Linked DNA regions of Homo sapiens: region 1 is linked to region 2. Evidence: chromatin loops called from intact Hi-C (ENCODE). Cell type or tissue: mammary epithelial cell. All regions are shown on one strand.

Region 1 (8,000 bases), 300 kb after region 2:
CAATTAGGTACTTTCAGTACTACCATTACACATTTTCTTTTTGTTCCTTAAGACAGTTCTGCAAGCTAGGTGCATTTCCATTTTGCAGATGAGGAAATGGGGGCTCAGAACAGTAGTATCTTGTCCCAGAGCACACGGTGGGTCTGTGGCAGAGCTGGAGTTTGAACCCAACTCTCTCTGACAGTAAGGCTTGCCTACTTTCCTCTGGGATGTTCTCAGGGGATGATTTTGCTCCAGAGCTCCCAGATGGGGGCGCAGGCTTCGGAGATGGGGGGCTTAGCCTGGAGGCTAGCCTTCCTGCTGGCCAGGGAGCCAGTGCTGTGCAGACAGCGGGCCAGGTAACCCAAAGGACCTTTCAAGGTCCAAGAATTGCAGACAGATAGTCCTACTTCTAGCTTATTTCATTCCTTTCAACAGAGCTTCCCCATGGGTCAAATATCTTTGCTTCAGAGGAAGGGGTTGGGGTGCCAGGTGACATTAGGAAACCACATGAGTCAGAAGTTGGGGACTATTGAGCTGTGTTCTTCTGGGGACCCCATACAAGTTACTGTTCTCCAGGGCACCCCCATTCCTTTGTCCTGGGAGACCCCTGATGGCTCTTAGAGGCTTTATGACTAGGGTCCTGAGATCAGGAGGGGCCAGGCCAGCAAACTGGGGTGTCAAGTCCATACTGGGCCTTTGGTGGCAGTCCCCAGGACCTCATGCCTTTTGTTGGCAGATTGTGTCTTGCTGACCCGCACTTGAGTCAAATGTAGACTCGGAGGACCTGGTCCCAGAGTAATGACACTGATGGTGAGCTTTTGGCCACCTTTATGCAAATGTTGCCGGCAGGCAGTCGGCTGCATGTTGCCATGTGCTGTGCGTCAGGGGCAGTGCTGGGGCTTTATGTGCATGAGGCTGCTCTGTGCTCACTCGTGAGGCAGGCACCTTTTTTTTTTTCTTTTCTTTTTGTTTATTTATGTTTGGTTTTCCTCTAAGTCAGGAAGAATTTCTCTTTTTCCCTTTTGGTCAGAGTTTGCTGTTGGGATGGGAGAGGGGCTATTTGCTCATGAAGCTACGTAAGAAAACGAAAACAAGAGCAACAGGAAAGATCAATAAGTTTCACAGATTCAGGAAGAAAAAAATAAAGGAAACATTTTTATAACATTTAAAATTAAGTCATAGGCCGAGCTTGAAGGTGCATGTCTGTAATCCTAGCACTTTGGGTGGATGAGGTGGGAGGATCCTTTGACTCCAGGAGTTAGAGGACCAGCCTGGGCAACATAGTGAGACTCCCATCTCTACAATAAAATAAAATAAAATAAAATTAGCTGGGTGTGGTGGTGCACGCCTGTAGTCCCAGCTGCTCAGGAGGCTTAGGTGGGAGGATCTCTTGAGCCCAGGAGGTAGAGGCTGCAGTGAGCTGAGATCACACCACTGCACTCCAGCCTGGGTGACAGAGCAATACCCTGTCTAAAAAACAAAACAAAAACAAAAACAAAATTTAGTCACAGTTTCCTGAAAAACTCTTCAGAAGGAAAAAAGAAAAATGATGTGCTAAAAGTTAACTATTTTCAGAAACAAAGTATAATTTAAGATATGACCAAATAAACAGAAGTAACATTGCCTCCTAGGATGCAATGCATTTGTTCCTGAAAAGACAAATTAGGGTATTCAAATTAAAAAAAAAAAAATCACAGCAGGGCATGTGACCCCGGGTGGTTCCTGCAGGCAGATAGTAGGCACTCGGGGAAGAGTGGCTGTGGAAGAAGGTGTGTGGTGCCCATGTCGTCTGTTAGTCTGTGATGTGACTTGTGCCCCACCCGGTTCAGGTTCTCCCCCGACGGGCGGCTCATCGTGTCTGCCAGTGATGACAAGACTGTTAAGCTGTGGGACAAGAGCAGCCGGGAATGTGTCCACTCGTATTGTGAGCATGGCGGGTGAGTCCCCAGATGCTGTCCTCCACCTGTAGGCGCTCAAGCACAGAGCACAGACCTGGGCATGAGGAGGCCCAGTGGCCTTCAGTGGCTGGAGCCGTGGGACCAGCAGCCTTATCACTGCTGCCCCTTGTCTGGTGCTTTTTGCGAGGTCTGGCAACCTAGCATTGTATCTTTTGCTGTGTGGATGGAAGCTTTGGCCCCATCCCACAAATAGCAGGAGTGCTTAACCTCAAGCCATGCAATTCTTTGGAGCTGTGTAATTATTTGTGCTCCTCTTTTTCTCCTTCACTTTCTGGTTGTCAGGATTACAACATGTCTGTCTGGCAGCAGTTGACACTCAGTCGCCCAAACTACATTTTAAAGCCTCTTGGTATGTTATCCATGATGATGGCTTTACAAAATTCTTGTTGGGTTCTTGTAGCAGATGGTGGCTGTTCATATTGTGCCACATCATCAGGAGAGAGAGGTGCCTACATTTGAGTAGAGACCCCAGCTTCTGCCCTTCTTTGTTGGGCTGGGAGCCACAAGGGCTTCTCCTTGAGAGGTGGACATGGTACCAGCCTGGGTATCACATATGGGTGTGGTGAGGGTCCTTGGCCTGTCTCCTAGAAAGGGGTGGGCCAATGGCCCTGTAGTCCTGCTGGACCTTCCCACCTGTGCCTCAGCTGGCAGGATCTGCCCTGCAGCCACCCCTGGGAAGGGTACCAGCTCCAACTTTGAAAATCCCAGGGGAGCCTGGCTAACTTTTGGGTTTGAAGATAGCTCTCTCAACTTGTATTGAAAATTGGCGGTGGGATGTGCTCCCTGGTCAGTCCACCTTAGTTTGTTGCTGGCCACTGTTCTCACCTTTTACTTCTTCTTGCTCTCCCTTGGCCACCTGGTAAACAAGTGTGACAGAAAGGAGGTGTCTGGGTCAAGGGAACAGCGTGGGCAGGACACAGGGATGGGGAAAGCACCAAATGTTTCTGGGTCCGTCCTGAACCAGGGCAGACCTCCTATAGTGCATAGTGGCCCCTGTCTTTCCAGCTTTGTCACCTATGTGGACTTCCACCCCAGTGGGACGTGCATTGCCGCTGCCGGCATGGACAACACAGTGAAGGTGTGGGACGTGCGGACTCACCGGCTGCTGCAGCATTATCAGTGTGAGTGGTGAACAGCCTCCTGGGCCCAAGGGCAGCCCTGGTGGGACTGTGATGGTGTTGGATGTTGTCCTGTGCTGTAGTGCTTAAATGGGTCTGAGATGGCCTTGGGCAGGAAGGTGTCCTGGGTTTGTTGGGATTCCAGGGGTGGGAGTCTGTGGCATGGCTGGCCTGGCTTGGAACCTTGGCCAGGAGATGGAGCCTGGTGCTACCTGGCTTCCACTGAGCCAGTCAATGCTCACCTCCGAAGTGGCAGAATCTCACACATACTGCAGGGCCAGATGGGGAGTCCTCACTGGGGCTCTGGTCAGGGCTTCCCTTGAGGACCACTTCTCAGGGGCATGCCACTTGCCTTTCCTGGTGATGGAGGCTCTGCCCTCCAGGGCCAAGGTGACAGCCCTTGACCTGTGGTAAAGGGAACAGGGCTGTCAGTAGAGGCCAGCATTGGTGGGACCGTGGCCACCTCTGGTCTTACAGTGTCCTCCGCAGATGTAGAGTCATAGGGAGGGTTGACTTAGCTAGGGGCCAGGCCCAGGATGGTAGCCCTTGGAAGGCAGGGTGGCGGGCAGTGGGCATGGGCTCATGTCAGGCTCCAGGTGGGAGTTGGAGGGCGAGGGCAGACTTAGACATGCCCAGGATGAGTTCGCTGAGAGTACTGGGTAGGGAACTGGCCTGAGAGCAAGTATGAGTGGGCAGGGCCATGAGGCGCCCCAGTTCCAGGGATGGGCTCAGGGAAGGGAGCTGGTGAGGGGTCATTGGAGAAACTGGGAATTGTGTAGCTGGCAAAACAGAGATGAGCAAGACTGGACCAGGGCCGAGACCAGGAAGGAGGCAGAGCTGGAGTTGTTTGAAGAACCGTGGTTGTTAACCTGGGACTAAGCTTAAAGTTCTTGGGCTCGCTTCCTTAAGCCACACCTGAAATGGGAAGGACATGGCTGGACACAGGTGTGGGGTTCCGACCCCACCCACCCCTGACACACACACACCCTTCCTAGCTGACTCCTGGTGTTCAAGTACAGCACTTTCTTTGGGGTAACAGAGGTGAGCACACCTTCCCAGAATGGGGAGAAGATCCTAATCTTGAACAGCACATGGTGGAGAGTGGGCTCTGCAGCTGGCTTTTAAAGCATTCCTGGCTGTGTGATATTGGGCAGGTCATTTGACTCTGTGGGGCCTCTGGGACAATGATGGGGCCTGTCTCACAGGAGGTGTTGGGAGGTTTAATGAGTTGTTTCATATCAAGAATTGAGAGGGTGGCTGGCACAAAATGGGGGGAAGGAGGTACAATGTTAGTGATGATGACAATGACACTGTCTTGGTCCTGTCTGGGCTGGTGAGGCCAACCTGGTTGGTTAAGGCCTGTAGTACCCTACAGCACCACCAGGTGGCAGGGGCCAGCCACAAGAACCTGTTCCCCCACCCCACCCCCCTCCATAGGAAGCCCTGAGGTTTGTTACCAATGCTCTTTCAGACAGAGGCTTCTGGAACAGAAGAGCAGTGGGGCTTGCCTCCACTTGGAGCCCATATCTTTCCTATCCTTCCTTCAGCCTTCTGCTCTGGGCCAGGCCTGAGTGAAGGGCTGGGGCTTGGGGATGGGGCACATCTGCCCAGCTGCCTGGGGAACGTGGGCAGGTGCAGAGGAGGGAGGACTTGGACAGGGAGAGATGGGAGTGGAAGGCGACGAGGCAGGACAGTGGTCAGGAGCACATGCTGTGGTTCCTTTCTGTAAAGGGGGTGGCAATAGGCCTTCCTCATGGCTTTGTGAGGCTCTGATGGGAAAAGCCACAAAAGGGTTATAACACAGGGCTAGGTATGTGGTTTGTGCTACATAAGTCCTGACACTGGGCAGAGAGGATGTCTAGGTGACCCTGGGAGGGTCCAGACCCATCTCTGATGGATCAGGAGCCTGGGCCTGGTGTTCATGGGTATAACAGCAGGTACCCCTTGGGAAGGGCCTTGGATGCCATCTCTGGCTCGGGGTCCCAAAGATGTGGCCTGATTGGCAGTGCTAGGACTAGCCTCGTCATTTAAGGTATGAAGGGAAGAAGGACATCTGAGAGGATAGCGGTGTCCAGAGCCTGCTGGGGTTGGGGGCTGGTGTGCCCCATGTGTCCCAGTGATGGGTAGGTGTCCAGCTGTGCCTGGTATCAAAGTAGGGGCTGGCATCAGAGTGGGGGATGGGTTGCAGAGGTTGAGTAGAAGCAGAGAAGCTGACCCTGTTGGGGTGGAGGGGCCAGCTGGACCCAGGGATCTGGGATGTGAGAATGGCTGAGGTCACATTCTGAGCCCCTATAATTGAGGGGCCACAGAAGATAAAGGTCCACAAAGCAGCCAGAGTGAGAGGTATGAACCCCGTCTCCAAGCATGGGAGAGCTGAGGAGGGCAGAGGCTGGGGAGTGAAGGAGAGTGGGGTCTTGTGAAGAGGGTTGTCAGGAGGTGGAGCAATGCAGAGCAGCCGAGGAGAGCGGTGGGTACTGGGGAGAGGGAGCTGGGGACCTGGAGGGAGCAGGCTTGGCAGAGGGCAGGGGCGGATCTCCATGATGGCAGGGTTGGGGAGGTGTGGATGGACTCAGATGAGCTCCAGGGGCTGAGTCCTGAGTGGAGCTGAGTGTGTGGGCTGACAGGCCCTGCTGGGAGATTGCAGTCTGCTTGTGCTTCTGGCCTTGCCTCTTATGACAGCCTCTCAGTGGGCCTGCAGTGTCTCATCCCTAAGCCACCCCTAGTGTAGATTGGAGGCTTAGCAGGATTTGGAGTACCCCATAAACACAGCCGGTTCCCCCTGAGCTCCCTGCTCAATGCCGTGGCCAGTGGTGGGTGTTCACAGGATAGCGGAGTCATCCCATAGCCTCTAGGCTGACCCTTAGGGGTGCAGTGAGCCAGGTTGATCTGAGCTCCCTGGGTAGGGGGAACATACCTCTCATCCTCTGCTGACGGGAGGACATGGCCAGGTCTGCTCTGGTCTTGGGGCTCCCCAGAAAACCTTTAGCTGAAACTAGGGGGAAACCCTCTACCCAAGTGGCTCCCCCACCCCCATAGGTGCAGTGGAATCTCTTTGGAGGCTCATTCCCCAGGAAGGGCTCCCAGTACTCTGGCAACAGATGCCTGATCCGCTTTCTGTCCCTGATCCCTAGGAAACCCAAGGGAAACCTACGGACACAGTGACGTGCAGTGTCTCCCCTAGTGACTCTGGATGGGCATCAGGCACTTCCAGAATGGCCTTCGGGTGTTGGACGCTGATGGGCTCTTGTGAGAGGATTTGGTTAATGATACTGCAGTGTGTGGCTAGCAAGCCCCAGCCTGCCTGCATCCAGCCGTCCATAGTTGTGCTCTATGAGGGCACTTCCTGTTCCTGCTAGGGTTGTTGGAGTTGAAGCCCACTTGGGGCTTTGGGCTATGGAGGCAGCTGGAGCCATTTGTCTTGCGCTGGCTGACTCTCCTAGGTAAGGAGTTTCTTGGCTCTGGCCTATCACTGCAGAGAGCAGTTCTGATTTCTCAATTCAGCAAGGATTTGGGCTGGTGGAGCCCTGGGAGTGCCAATCCCTGTGGTGGTGGGTTAGCTCCATATGCTCTGAGCCCACGTTAAGACTGTTCAGGCATCTGAGCAGCAGCCCCCATCCCAGAACCTGTAATGTGCTTCGTGCCTTACAGCACGTGCAGGTCCATTATCCAGTGACAGGCCTGGGTGGCCAGCAAAGTAGGTCTACCCTCCATTTCACAGATGCGGAGCATGCAGCCCACAGTCACACAGCTAGAAAGCTATGGGTCTGAGTCTCCACCTCAGGGCCTTTGAGTCTGGCATTCTGTTGACAGGCTCACGCTCGGTTCCTTGCACTTCGGTGACTCTAGTCATTTACTCTTCAGGCTCCCTGGGAGAGGTGGTCTCTTTGGCTGGCTGTCAGCAGGGCTTAGAACTCATAGAGTCCCAAGCTCTCTGTCCGATGGTCTTTAGTGCAGCCCTGCACCCCCGCCTGGCCTGATACATTGTCATGGAGGGTTTTGTCTTTTTTTTTTTCTCTTTCAGAGATGGGGTTGGGGTCTCACTGTATTTCCCAGGCTGGTCTTGAACTCCTGAGCTCAAGCAGTCCTCCCACCTCGGCCTCCCAAAGTGCTGGGATTACAGGCGTGAGTCACCATGCCCGGCCGGAGGGTTTTAAGTAGTTGCAGCTATCAGGGCAGGCCTGTACCCTGTACTGGGTGTTTTGAGACTAAAAGGGTTGATTGGGGTACAGTGGTGCTGTCCCACCTGATCTAGCCAACCTACTCTCCCACTGTCCTGAAGTGAGCATTTACACGGCATTTACACAGAGGAGTGTTTTGGGTGTCCTTTGCTGCTGGTATCAGAGCACTTTTGTGGTATGAATCCAAAGCCTCTTGTCAACCCAGAGCCACCGTGTCACTAGTAACATCAGTTGCGCATCGCAAGAGACCACCCTGGGGAAAATGAGCGGTCCTTTTGTGGAAGGATGTTGGGATGGGGCTTGGCCCTGGCATGGTCTCCTCTAGAGAGGAACCTCCTGCTTGGGCACCCAGGCTTTCTCTGGGCCCTTGGCTGGTTTGCAGCCCGTTAGGTAGTGGGCCTAGGTTTGCCCAAGCCTCTACAGGCAGAGCAGCATGGAGTGGGTGTACTCAGGTCTCTGCTTAGACCACCTACTGCCCACAAGCCATGACTAGTTCTTGGTATTTGGGAGCAGGGGCTGTGGTGGCCTCATCCCTGGGTCCCTGAGGATCTGTAGAAGTTTGATGTTGGTGTATCTTTGACCTGGAGTCAGAGTTCTCTCTTTGGAGTGGAGATGGGATAAGAGCCACAAGCTCACAGCTGCCACCCAGGTGGCAGTATGTGTCATCACTGATATCTGCCATGGAGCCAAGAAGAGGCCTGCGGCTTTGGACTTGAAAAAAAGTGGATCATGCTCAGACATTTGGCGCTCAAGGCATCATGATA
Region 2 (8,000 bases):
CCTGCCTCCATGCCCTGCCCAGCCCCTACCCTCAACCCACACCTGCCCCTCTTTCCACAGAGTTCCTGGAGTTCATGAAGGGTGTGGAGTAGATGCTGACCTTCACCCAGAGCTGCCTATGCCCAGCCTCCAACTCCAGCTGAGTCCTGGGGTTGGGGAGGGGGTCGGGGTCCCAGGACCTGAGCCTGGCCATGTCCTCAACCCCAAATCCCCCGACTCCCTCCCCAGATCTGTCCTGGGGGATGCAAATAAAGCCTGCTCTCCCAAGGTCTGCTATCTGGCTCTGGTGTCCCTGGGCCGTGGACTCATCCCCAGGACCCACTCTTACCCAATGGCCGCTTCCTTCCCTGTCCTAGGCAGGCTGGCTGCAGAGCCTGGCGCCTGACCACCGCTCCACACTGCCTTCTGCAGGGGGGTGAGATGAGATCGGAGACTGCCGTGTGGCCTGCCCTGCTTGCTGCCCTCTATCACTCCTCAGGCCCAGGCACCATCTCTAGGGATTCAGCATCTGGAGTCTGTGGGGGCCTAGAACCCCCACAAGTTCCTGGGGGCCATCACTTTGGTCAACCACTGTGGCAGCCTAGGGGTCCTCTACTTGGAGAGAGTGGTTCACTGTGGTACACAGCCAGGCCCTTGGATGCTCCCTGGCACAGCAACCCCTGTTACCTCTCAGCCGTGGCTGGAATGGAGCTGAGCCTGTGGGGTCCCTGCAGGCTCACAGTGCTAGTCCACCCGCCCACTTGCTTGTATTTCCTGCCAGCAACATTGACTCCCAGGGACAGAGGGGCATGGAGTCGGCTCTATCTCCCCTCACCTGTTTGGCCCAGAGAGGTGCAGGGACCTGTCAAGGTCATCCAGTGAGTGTGGGGGAGAGCAGAGCCAACTGGCTTCCAGCCAAGGGCCCTGTCGGATGGGCCACATCCAAATGGACATGATTTCCAGTTCCCGTGAACCTCAGAGGCTCATCTCTTGTGGCCCAGTCTCTCTCCCTGGCAGGGATGGAGGCCCAAGGCCTGGCAGCTCTCAGCTTAGTGGGAGCACCCAGTCCAGAGCTGCCGCCAGACAGTGATGCTGTCTTGGAGGCGTGGGCGTTGGGGGCTGCAAGGAAGTGGAAGTGTCAGCAGAGGTGTTCGCAGGAGGGACAGCTGCCAGCAGCACCCAGGCTGTAGCCAGAATGCCGTCAGCTGACCTTGCCCCGCCCAGCCACTCCACTCTCTCTGCACCTGTGCCCCAGCCTTGGCATTCCCCAGACAGGCCTGGCATTCCAGAGATGGTCTTGGAATTCTAAAAATGCCTCTGATGGAGGCCAGCGCTAGCAAGAGCTTTCTGGTCCCTGGAGAGACCTGAGGGGAGCAGAGAGGAGTCCCTTCAGGCCTGCCCTTGTGAGCTGGAGAATTGGGGACCTCTACAGACACCCAGAGTGACCCAGGAAGGGTGACATCCGAGGATAAAAGGAAGCGCCACATCGGGCAGCACCAGCAGCCGGTGCACCACCCAGTGGTTCACTCACACACCCACCACGCGCACAGCACAGGGCTGGATCCTGGGGCATGTCACAGTGAGGCCCAGTCCCTAATCTGGTGGATTTTTTTTTTCTTTTTTTTTGAGACGGAGTCTCACTCTGTCACCCAGGCTGGAGTGCAGTGGTGCGATCTCAGCTCACTGCAAGCTCTGCCTCCCAGATTCACGCCATTCTCCTGCCTCAGCCTCCTGAGTAGCTGGGACTACAGGCGCCCGCCACCACACCCAGCTAATTTTTTGTATTTTTACTAGAGATGGGGTTTCACCGTGTTAGCCAGGATGGTCTCAATCTCCTGACCTCGTGATCCACCTGCCTCGGCCTTCCAAAGTGCTAGGATTACAGGCGTGAGCCACCGCGCCCGGCCTTTTTCTTTTTTTGAGACAGAGTCTCGCTGTGTCACCAGACTGGAGCGCAGTGGCACAATCTCGGCTCACTGTAACCCCTGCCTCCCAGGTTCAAGCGATCCTCGTGCCTCAGCCACCCAAGTAGCTGGGATTACAGGCACCTGCCACCACACCCGGCTAATATTTGTATTTTTAGTAGAGACAAGGTTTCACCATGTTTCCCAGGCTAGACTTGACCTCCTGAGCTCAAGTGATTCGCCCACCTTGGCCTCCCGAAGTGCTGGGATTACAGGTGTGAGCCACCGTGCCCGGCCTAATCTGGTGGAATTTTAAGGAGATGAGTACAGTGGGAAAGCCAGCGTGGGCTGGAGTGGGGACTGGAGGCATGGTGGGCCCATGAGTTACAGTGGTCTGGGAAAGCTCCCTAGAGGAGCTGACTCTGCATGAGATCTGGGGGAACCACAGGGAACCAGCCATGGGAGGCCATGGAGAAAGACTGGGAAGGTCTCAGGAGCAGAAAGGCAGTGTTGGGCTGGAAACCAAGCCCCAGCAGTCTTGGGAGACATGGGCAGTGCCAGGCCCCATGAGGACCCAGTCAATGTAAGGGGTGATGGCTGCAGAGGGCAAAAGGGGTGGGAGAGACGGAGCTAGGAGCTGGCCTGAAGTGGCGGCAGGCTTTGGGCAAGAAAGCCCGGTGGCTTCCAGTACAGTGGGGTGCTGGGGAGAGTGGGCAGGGGTACATGGATTCAAGGCACATTTTGGAACTAGAATGGACAGAGTTTGCTGAAGGCTTGAATGTGAAGGGTGAGAAATAAGAAAATCCAAAATGACCCTTAGCTTTTTGGCCAAACTGCCATTTCCTGAGATATGGAAGCTGGGAGGAGACACAGGTTCAGCCGTGGGGTATTGGGAAGTGGAGCTTACTTCCCAACACTAGGTTTTAGTGGGGTTTTTTGCTTTTTTTCTTTTCATTTTGAAATTCCAGGCTTGCAAAAATAGTACAAAGAACTCCCATTTACAGGTACCCTAGCTTCCCTAAATGTTAACATTTTAACCACAGAAGGATCAAACACAGGAAATGAATATTGACATAAACACTGCTAATTAATCTGCACAGCTTATTGAAGTTCTGTCAGTTGTCCTAAAGTCCTTGTCCTGGAGCAGGAACCAATCCAAGATGGCACTAACGTGACCTCGTCCTCCTGTCTCCTTACTCCCCACCAGCCTGTGACGGTCCTCAGTGTTTCCTCATCACCTCTGAAGAGCTGAGGCCAGTTATTCTGTAGAATCTCACTCACTTTGGGTTTGTCTGGTGGCCCCAGGGTTTGGGAACTTGCAGGCCCCCAGGCCTCAGCCGCCTGAGCAGGAGGGTTTCCGTGGAGCAGAGGGGTGGGAGCCTGACAGGAGTGAGCTGAAGTACAGGGGAGATGGTGGGTGTGGGCAACACCCAGGGAACAGAGAAAGGGACCCAAGCTGAGAAGCGATATGGGGTCCAGGGAAGCTCAGACAAGGGCCACGTGTGCTCGGGTTGAAGGGAGTGAGGATTGTCAGGAAGGGGCAGTGGGGGAAGGAGGGCTCTGCCACGTCCTGGCTCTCTTTTCATCAGCTGTGGTGGGGAGGGGGACAGGTCCTGGGACAGGAGGAGGAGATGAATGGCCCTGCTTGCAGATGGAAGCCCCAGAAGATACTGTAGGAGGGTTGGGGTGGGGCGGGAGGAGCTGTGAGGGATGGCTGATGGGAAGTGGGGGGGCTCACCCTCTGCAAGCAGCTGGAGGTCCGTGGGGGTGGAGGGGGCATGGCATTGTCCTAATATCCCTGTTCCATCCATGAAATTGGTGGGGAGGGGACTGGGGGCATCCATTCCTTCCAGGCATGCCCACCCCAGAATTCTGGCTGGGAGAGGCTGGGCTGTGACCCTCCACATATCCACCTGGTGGCACCTGCTGCATGAACACGCACTTCACATAGGTATCAGCCCAGCTCACCATCTCCCACCAGTACATGGCATTTTGTATCCTTCATGCATCACCTAGTTTTGCCTGTTTTGCTGCATCCTTTCCATTTCTGGGCTTTTGCTTGGATAGTGCTTCCTCCATGAAGCCTCCCTTGATTTCCTCCATCAAGAGCAATCACTGGAGCATCTTCCACTGCTCCTGCTTCTTTATATTGTGTTTGCCTGGTTACTGCTAGCGTCCTCAAGAGGCTGCTGTTTCTGCTGGGTGGCCCTGCTACCCCAACACAGGGCCTGACACAGCGAGTTTGGGGGCCTCCTGCAGTTCCTTCTTTGTCCACTAGATGACACACGATGCCCGTGTCTGGGCCCATTGATCCTCGAATTCGGAGCACCCTTGTGGTCTTTCCCACCTGCAGCTGGCAAGCAGGGGGGCCTTTAGAGACGATCCCTACCCTCTGCCCCCAGGCCTGGAAAACTGAAGCCCAGAGAAGGAGAGGACCTGACTGAGGCCACACACATTAACAGTAGAGTTCGGACTCCCAGCCTGCCACAGGCTCTTTCCGCAGTGTGGAGTAGGCTGCCCCCACACCCTTCCCCAGTCGACCCAGGCTTCCCTGCAGCCCCTGCTGGGTGTCTGGCTGAGCTGAGACCCCAGGATGGGCTGGCAGGCTGAGGAGTGTTGGGCCTCCTGCCCGCCGCTGGTGGTCACATGCTGGCTGAAGGGCTGCCTAGCTCAGTCTCCAGTTAGAAGTTGGCCCCAGCTTGGGCAGTGTGCTGGCCACACCTCCCCAGGGAAACAGAGACAGAAGCAGTCCACTCCAAGGTCCCAGGATATGGTCACCCTGACAGCAGCCCCTGCGCAAGCCCACTCATCAGGTTATGAAGGCTGCTTACACCCAGGGTGGCTGGTCCCTGGCCCTGGGAGGAAGAGGCAGACCCAGAGATGGAAGGGCCTTGGCCAAGGCTCTCCAGCAGGGCCAGAGGCAGGGCTGGGCTGAGCTCCATCACTGGCCTCTGTGGGCAGCCCCTTGCCCACCTCCAGGCCAGCCCCCTGCTGAAGAAGGCATGTGTGAGTGAAGGGAGCTGGGGACAGGGAGGCAGAGTTGTAGGTCTCTGAGACCTGTCATGCTGACCCAAGAAGCCAACCTGTTTCCATTTCAGGATTGAGGTAGGGGAGGAGGGTGGGGTCCCCATACTCCCAACAACGCCCAGAAGCAAAGGAGGGTCCCAGGAAGGGGCAGAGCTGAGCTGGACCCATTCTCAGCCTGCTCTGTGGCCTGGGCCAGGTCCTTCCCTCTCTGAGTGCCCCGCAAGTTCCCTGACCACCATCAGAGGGCCCAGGCCGGTCCATGTGGGAGGCCCAACCTGCAGGAGCTGTTAGAATCCTGGGAACTCAAACTCCAGCTCAAAATTAAAATCTCTTTAGTGCCCAGGGCCTCAGGTTCTGAGTGTAGGGTTCTGGGGTGGGGTGAGGTGGCGACTGTTCTGGGGCAGGGAGCATGGGGAGGTCCCGTCACTCACCCCAGATTCAGGCCCTCAGTCCCATTTCCCCTTTGGCCCTCTTCTGTGGCTTTCTGTGCCCCCCGCCACCCAGTCAGTATTCAGGGTGGGGGAAGTGACCTCTAAGAGATCATAGGTGTCTGTAGGGCCTATGGGGCATGGGGTCCCTGGGAAGAACCATCACTGACCTGGGGAAGCTCTGGACCCTGAGTCTCTGGAAGGACTGGAGGCCTGAGGGAGGCAGGGCAAGGGGAGGTTCCCTCGGCATGGAGTCCCCTGATGCCCCTGTCCCCTACCCCAAAGCAAGCCTGGTGAGCTGAGATGGGGCATGTAGATGTGGGGAGAGGCTGGGGTGCCTGGAAGCCAGATGGGGACAGGCCTGGGTGGAAGAGGCTGGGCAGTCATCTCTTGCTGGCTCTATGAAGTGTTGCCGGACCTCAAACACCTGTCTAGGACATGGCGCCCCTTGGGCTGGGAATGGCCCTCCACCCTTACCCAGGGGAGCTGGAGAGTCTGGCCAAAGCTTCAGGGGGCTGGAATATCCTGGAATTGGGGCAGGGCCAGTTTGGAAGGTCTCTGCTGTGGGCAGTGGAGGGGCAGAGAACAAGGCAGAGCCCAGCTAGGCCCCTACCCAGCCCATCAACTTTAACCTCTGATCCCTGACCTCCCTTCCAGGCTCTCTCCCCACTTGTCACTTTGCTGGAGCCTGGGGACCTGCATTTGTGGACATCTCTGTACACATGGCCTGTGCCCTAGCTGGGAAGGTCTTCCCAATGGGGAGCTGGCCAGTGTGGCACAAAAGCCTGCACTGGGCCAACAAGGTGGAAGGAGAAGCGGCAGGTGGACGGCAAGGCCCCAGCCTCCTTCTCTCCTCCGCCCCTCTTCCCGCCCAGGACTGGGTGGAGCCACTGCCTTATAAGTGGTGGCCTGGTGGCAGCAGAGCAAACTACAACCGGCGGCCAGCGGGACCAGAGGGCGGCTCTGCAGGCAGGCGGCAGCGGTGCCCTCAGTTCCCCAGCATGGCCCCCTCGGCCTGGGCCATTTGCTGGCTGCTAGGGGGCCTCCTGCTCCATGGGGGTAGCTCTGGCCCCAGCCCCGGCCCCAGTGTGCCCCGCCTGCGGCTCTCCTACCGAGGTACCAGCCCCTGCGTGCCCTGTTTGTGTGCATGTGCCCTGTTTGTGTGTGTGCGCTCTGTTTGGGTGCATGTGCCGTGTTTGTGTGCATGTGCCCTGTTTGGGTGCGTGTGCCGTGTTTGTGTGCATGTGCAGTGTTTGTGTGCGTGTGCCGAGTTTGTGTGCGTGTGCCGAGTTTGCGTGTGCCGTGTTTGTGTGCGTGTGCCGAGTTTGTGTGCGTGTGCCGAGTTTGCGTGTGCCGTGTTTGTGTGCGTGTGCCCTGTTTGTGTGCGTGTGCCCTGTTTGGGTGCATGTGCCGTGTTTGTGTGCGTGTGCCCTGTTTGGGTGCGTGTGCAGTGTTTGTGTGCGTGTGCCGAGTTTGTGTGCGTGTGCCCTGTTTGGGTGCGTGTGCCGAGTTTGTGTGCGTGTGCCATGTTTGTGTGCGTGTGCCCTGTTTGGGTGCGTGTGCCCTGTTTGTGTGCGTGTGCCCTGTTTGGGTGGCTTGGGCTCTTGGGTGCCTGGTCAGCTGTAGGGGAGGGAGCCTCTCCCTGCACAGCTCTCGGGGAGTGGGAGGGAGGCAGGTCCTGGGAGACAGGACCAGGGTGGCGGTGGGAGGCACCTGAGGGGGAGTGCTGAGAAAGGGACAGATGGAGACCCTGAGAGAGCTCAATAAAGATGGGGAGGAGACAGAGGAAGGGACCAGGCAGGGGAGAGTGACAGAGAGGGTGGGGCTGAAGGGTCTGTCTGGGCTCAACTGGCACTTTTTGCCCAGGGTGGCCAACGGGAGAGCAGGCAGCATGCTATCCCTTGGTCCTGGGGCCACAGAGAAGGGGAGGACCCCCCTTGCAGCCCACTTCCCAGAGTGGGCTTGTTCATGTGCTCCTGCACCCAAGAAGCGCCCCAGCCCAGGGGGAGTTTCACCTCCCCTTTTTGCACATCCCAGCCTGGGGGTTCCTGTGTTCTACCCTAGACATGTGAGCCGGCTCAGGCCTCCACGGATGGGCCCAGGGAAGGCCCGAGACAGGCTCTTGGCAGATCCTTCCTGAGGAAACCAGAGGGGTGACCACCTTCCCCTGGGAAGCCCAGTCTGCTGGGGGAGATGGCGCTCGTCCCTGGAGAGGCTGAGGGGAATGTGGTCTTGTTCCGGGAGCTGTGGTTTTGCGGGGAGGTCAGACTGCTAGAAAAAGCCCCAAATAGGGAAAGTTCCCCAAGGTACTGTCATCCATGGAGGGCTTCCCGGAAGAGACCGTTGATGAGTTTTGGGGGTGGAATGGGTGTTGGGTAGAGGTGCTTCCGTAGGGAAGGCATAGGACACTCTGGGCCTTCCCAAAGGTGGCCAGCACCCTCTTCCTGCCACATCCTACTGCCCCCATTACCTCCACCTCCCTAGCCAAGCCCGGAGGACCTACCTCAGGATCCTCAACTCCTGGGACCGATGTCCCCAGACAGCTCCCCGCTCTCATCTCTGGGGTGGGATAGCCAGCATCTGTGGGGAGAAAATTGTCTTTGGCCGCATCCCTGGACTGGAGGTGGGAGCCCTTCCCGGCCATACCTTCCCTTTTCTGCAC

What was found. A loop is a pair of places that touch in the nucleus more often than their neighbours do. Peaks named below come from ENCODE experiments on the same cell type or tissue, not always from the same donor. Only the 100,000 strongest peaks of a DNase experiment are listed, where the experiment ranks them.
Region 1: a loop joins it to region 2, with 7 times the contacts of the local background. A loop is called at or near these places in 3 of 110 quality-filtered maps.

What each region holds. Positions count from the first base shown.
Region 1 is chr3:52,140,907-52,148,906 of GRCh38, reverse strand. POC1A (POC1 centriolar protein A) reads left to right here. Exons shown (of 11, transcript NM_015426.5): 5 at 1,812-1,919; 6 at 2,946-3,061. Among named protein-coding and RNA genes, the nearest start is that of POC1A, 9.5 kb to the left of the region's middle. In mammary epithelial cell, a CTCF peak has its summit at 4,450 (motif pointing right); a DNase peak (open chromatin) is centred at 4,476.
Region 2 is chr3:52,443,367-52,451,366 of GRCh38, reverse strand. SEMA3G (semaphorin 3G) reads left to right here and starts at 6,264. Exons shown (of 16, transcript NM_020163.3): 1 at 6,264-6,454. The coding sequence starts at 6,340. TNNC1 (troponin C1, slow skeletal and cardiac type) reads left to right here. Exons shown (of 6, transcript NM_003280.3): 6 at 61-267. The coding sequence ends at 92. RefSeq lists a silencer at 1,060-1,354 and enhancers at 5,414-6,290, 6,291-7,167. In mammary epithelial cell, CTCF peaks have their summits at 4,147 (motif pointing right) and 6,253; no DNase peak of the experiment used is centred here; H3K4me3 peaks cover 249 bases.